Linked DNA regions of Mus musculus: region 2 is linked to region 1. The links are chromatin loops, found by intact Hi-C in ENCODE. Cell type or tissue: heart. All regions are shown on one strand.

The links. Peaks named below come from ENCODE experiments on the same cell type or tissue, not always from the same donor. Only the 100,000 strongest peaks of a DNase experiment are listed, where the experiment ranks them.
Region 2: a loop joins it to region 1, with 3 times the contacts of the local background. A loop is called at or near these places in 1 of 42 quality-filtered maps.

What each region holds. Positions count from the first base shown.
Region 1 is chr1:58,972,025-58,974,524 of GRCm38, reverse strand. Trak2 (trafficking protein, kinesin binding 2) reads left to right here and starts at 1,043. Exons shown (of 16, transcript NM_172406.3): 1 at 1,043-1,288. It overlaps Stradb (STE20-related kinase adaptor beta), which reads right to left and starts at 1,003. Exons shown (of 12, transcript NM_172656.6): 1 at 675-1,003. In heart, CTCF peaks have their summits at 1,138 and 1,342; a DNase peak (open chromatin) is centred at 994; H3K4me3 peaks cover 2,500 bases; H3K27ac peaks cover 2,213 bases.
Region 2 is chr1:58,712,032-58,714,531 of GRCm38, reverse strand. It overlaps Cflar (CASP8 and FADD-like apoptosis regulator), which reads right to left and starts at 1,246. Exons shown (of 10, transcript NM_207653.6): 1 at 873-1,246. In heart, a CTCF peak has its summit at 1,286; DNase peaks (open chromatin) are centred at 491, 1,291 and 1,811; H3K4me3 peaks cover 2,500 bases; H3K27ac peaks cover 2,500 bases.

The DNA of each region.
Region 1 (2,500 bases):
CAATACTCTTTGTTAGGCTTCAAAATTACAGTAATTCTCAAGGTGATCTTGAAATCTCATAAAACCTTAACAAAGATCATAGCGAAGCACACAGCTTAATCCAATTTTCCAAACTTAGTATCATGACTCATGGTTTCAACAAATATTTACGGAGTGCCAAGCACTGTGCTATGCAGGTGCTGTCACAAATCATGATCAAGTTTGGAGGAAAGGTATTTGACATAACAAACCCACGAGGGGAAAACAAGACATCAAATGTAAACACTGAAGACAAAACGAAGCCTGGACATTTAATTTGGAAAAAGGTCCCTTCGACGTCTCTGAGCAGACAGGTCTGGGGCCAGAGTGTCTTCAGCTTGGGAAGTCGCCAGGCCTGTGTGCGCTACCAAAGGTAAGAGCTGGGGGAGCGGGGCGGCGGTAGCTGGGTTCCTGCACCTGGCACCGCTGCTGGGCACCCGGGAGCCCCGGCCCCCCCGTGCGCTGGCACAGAGACAGAGAGCGGGAGCCGGCGTCCCGCAGACTCCAGCGGCTGCTCGGCCGGCCGTGTCAACTCCGGTAAGGAGCGGAGGCGAGGACTGGCCTTGTAGCCTTCCGCTGTGCACCTACCGACCTGCGTTCCCTGTCGCTCCCCGGGTCCCCACACCATCCCGTGCTGGCCTGCCTCCCCTCATTACCTAGGCGGTGACCAAGGCCAGCGACTCTCCAGACAGCGGGCGCTGAGGGGAGGCGACACGCGCGAGCCCCGGGACCTGCCTCGCGAAGGGGCGAGGCGAAAACACTAGGCCGGCTTCCAGGGTGAGCCTCAAGGCACAGAAGTGCAGCACGGCCTGGAGAAGGCCGGTCGGCCTGGACTTCTGCCCTAGCCCGGGGCAACCGGCCGGGACGGGATTCGCCCCACCCCAGCGGGGTCGGGGCCCGCCGCTCCGCCCCACCGCGCCTCCAGCTTCTAGCTCTGGAGTGAGGAGGCGGGGCCCTCGAGCTGTAGGCGGGACGGAAAGCAAACTACAGTTCCCAGAAGGCTTTGCGCTAGGGCCGCAAAGCCTGTTGGGAGAGTGGGTCTCCTTTTTAGCTTCCCTAGCTGGGTGGGGGCTGCCATTGAACCGGCGTCACTGCAGCTCCAAGGTCGCCCGGTGATGATGTGAGAGCGCCTGCCAGTTCCTGCCACGCCCGGGGGGGTTAGCTCGGTGGCGGCGGCGGCTGCTTCAGATGCTGCTCTCAGGCTGCCGCGCATTAGGGGCTTCTTCCTGAGCGAGTGTGGGCGGAAGAGCGAGGACGCCGGGCCATTCCCGTGAGTAAGCTCCCGCGTGCGATTCGAACTTGCCCTTGTCAACTTCTCTCAAAGGCAGAGAAGCCTTCCTGTCCCGCGTCCCTCTGGTCCCCAGAGGTCACTCACGGAAGGATTCCGCCCCGAGATGGGAAAGGGATGTTTCCCAAGTGTGGGTGCAAACTGATGGGAACTGGGCGGTAGCCTCCGGGATTCACCCTATCTGCACCTCTGAAGATTGGCAGCTTCCCATCCTTTGCCAGACAGAGTCCATCTGGAGCTCTGTCGTTTTAGGATGAGTGGCTTTAGTGTCTGGACGTTAAACCTTAAGCTCTCGGTGGCCATCTGTGATGCAAATGGGAGGAAAGGACACTAGAAAGAGCTCTTTCTTTATTGGGCTTTTATTTGTAATTGATTTGGAACCAAACGCCACATGTCTTTTTAAAAGAAATAAGGAAGACAGACAGACAGAAAGACTTTTGGTTGAAGCAAAAAGAATGAATATTGGCAGTTGTGTTTTCCAGTGCCAGCACTTCTGAGTCCCAGACACTTTTTTTTTTTTTTAAATCACAATTATGGCAGTGAAGTCAATTACCTGCTTATGCATCTTTTTCTGCATCAGGAAAGATGGTAATATTTCGCTGGAAATTCACTTAGCTTATGTAAGGACCACTGAACAAAATGAGCTAGACTCAGAGTTCTTGCTCTACCTTAGTAAAAATGTTTGTGACCTTTCAAATCTTTGCTGTCCTGTTAAAAGTCTGAGCTACAGTGAGCTCCAAATAGCATATTAATGGTGGTGACACTTGAAAACGAATTGTGAAGGACATTTGGTGGTGGGAAAGGGCAAAATTAAAGGCACTTTATCATCTCGGCCACTCTCCAGCTTTCTATTTTTAAAATTAGGTAGTATCTGGCAAGCCTCAGATGTTTAACCAGCACATACATACCTATGTGAAAGACAGTGCTCTTACCCATACCCATTTTTACTGATGTGATGATGTACACGGTTCACCTAACCACGCACATTGCTCACTAGTTGCACTGGAGACTTTCTGTATCAAGTCGAGATTTACACCCATACCTGCTTTGCCTCAAAGTTATGAACCAGGTTAAAAGAATGGTTAAGAAGAATTTTCATAGTTTGCTAGTACTCGCTCCATCATTCCTTGACTATGAATGCATCCGTAACTCCCACTTTAGCCCTCTGAACAAATTGTACACTCTTGTCTGCTA
Region 2 (2,500 bases), 260 kb after region 1:
AAACTAGGATGGAAACAGAAAAACAACACCACAAACATCTGTTCTGAAAGACTGTTTGGAGAAAGAATACGAAAAGGAGCTGGATGGCTGGGGCCAAGGGAAGATTCCCAATTTTTTTAAAGGCAACCAAAAGACTGTATTTGAGTACACCAATGTATGTGACTAGAACCAGCCACCTCTGGCTGTCGCTAGGGAATGGACTCGTGGGAGGTGGGGGCAGTGTCTGTATTTACTTTGCAGGTATATTTTATTTATATTATAACTTGCCTGAAAGGTTTTGGATATTAAAATGCAATGCAAAATAAGAAGTAAAATCCTTAGTAAGGAGCAAGACAGCTGCCCCAGGTGGGGTGTCAAGTCTTCCCAGAGGTGAAGGTCAGCTAGGGCGTCATAACACAGGTAGTGCTTCTTGTTTCTGAGATTTAAGAGAAATAATGCTTTGAGTATAGGAAGGCCCTGGGCCAAACCCTCACTGCCTCACTCTTGGCCAGCAGGCTTCTTGCCAGGATAAGCTGTCCTTGAGCTTTGTCCAGGCAGCCTCTACGCTGGGATTATAGAAACAAACAAAAAACACCCAAGTACCTTGTTCGAAATTTCACGCCATCCAGAGTCACACACTAAATTAACAAGGAGGCATTTGAGTCCAGTAACAAGTTTAATTTAATAAGTCTTTGGCTCTCTTCAAGAAAGACTTGGATTTGAATGTGCCACAAGTCTGGAGGTGCTGTGAGTGGATCCCCAAAAAGCACAGAAGGAACCAAGAGTGGAAGATAGGAAACGAACACTTTCCTACATTAATCAGGAGTCAGCTCTCCAACTTCCCAAGTCCCTTTGGGAACTGCAAGAATAGGAGGGGTTCTGGGATTACTCACACCGGGCGGTCGCCGGCCCATCCCACTCAACAACGGCTTTGTCGCCTGTCTTCGCTGGAGACCACCAGAAAACTGGATCGAACGAGACACTGGAAAGAACACAGAGAGGAGCAGACTCTTCAGTAGGCGTCCAGGAAAGTTAGCCTGCGGAGCTGGCCCAAGCTGCTAGCCAGGTGACGCGCCCAGCGAGCCCAACAGGTTCAGGAATGAGATGCGACCGCTCTCTCCCAGCGATAAGGACGTCCCCAGAGTACTCTTGCGGGGGCAGAATCGCGAGTGTGAGCAAAGAGAAGGGCTCCGAGAAGATGAGAATGGCCGCCATTTCACCAAAACTGAATCGAGGCCATTGCTGAATTCCACAATCCTAACAAGAGGGCGGAGGAAAGTTACAGGAAGCCAGAGAGGAAGCCAACTTCCGCCTCTAGGGGCGAAACTGACCAGTCAAGGCTCAAAAAAAAAAAAAAAAAAAAAAAAAAGAAAGAAAACCCCAAAGACCGCACATACCCCAAATCCCGCCCCCCATGCTACTTCTCTGAAGGAAGGAAACACCCCACTTCCCACCCACCCACCCCCCACCCGGGTTTCTCGCAGCTTGGGAAACTAGGTTAGCAAGTGGTGACTTGCTAAAGAATTAAATGTCATCAAAAACAATGTACAACATAAAACTTCTGGAAAAATCCATTGAAGCTGAGTGTGGTGGTGTACGCCCAGCTTTGGGGGCGGGCGGGGGTGGGGTCGGCTGCTGAGAGAAGATTTTAGCGGTCAAATCGCTTGCTTACCCAAAGCCTCCACCTCCGCGCCCCACCCCGCCCCCCACCCCCCACCCCCCCCCCACTCCCCCCCCCCGCTCCAGCTGCCAAGTGAGGTCTCTGCCTTCAGAAACCCTGTGCTCTGGACATTGGTCACTGAATACACACAGTACCTAAGTGTCATCCCAGCTGGTTGGAATAAAGACTTTCAATAGGCTATGAACTTTGGCTACGTGGTTATCTCTGGTGGACTCCCAGGAACAGTGACTAATAGCGACATACTCTCTAATCCTAGTAATCCAATCAGGAGGCAGACACAGGTGGATCTCTGCACAGTCTAGGGCAGCCTGGGCTACACAGTGAGTTTAAGGAGAGCCAGGGCTGTATAGAGAATAGAGTCCTGTCTCAGAATACCAAAAAATAAAATAAAAAAATAATTTGCTTACAAACCAAGCTTGTTTGTGATACCAGAGAGCTGAGCTTTCTGCTTTGTTCAGAACCTTTTGTAAACTAGGAGGTCGACCTTTTATCTAAAATCTCTTCTTAGGTTTTAAATTTTAGATCATCCCTATTGGTCAAGGCCTGACATATGACACTCCCTTCTGGCCCCACCCCTTTTACTGTTAAAAAATTTTTTTTCGAAGGTTACCTGAACCCGGAGGATTTAATTAGACTCCTTGAATTTACTTCCAGCGAACTTGTCCACCAAAAGAGAGAGAGAGAGAGAGAGAGAGAGAGAGAGGGAGGGAGAGAGAGAGAGAGAGAGAGAGAGAGAGAGAGAGAGAGAGAGAGAACCAACTTTTCGAAAGGAAAGCTGGAAACTGGACAGTTCAACTCCAGGAAATGAGTAATTCTCTAGATGTTTTGTGCTTGACTAAT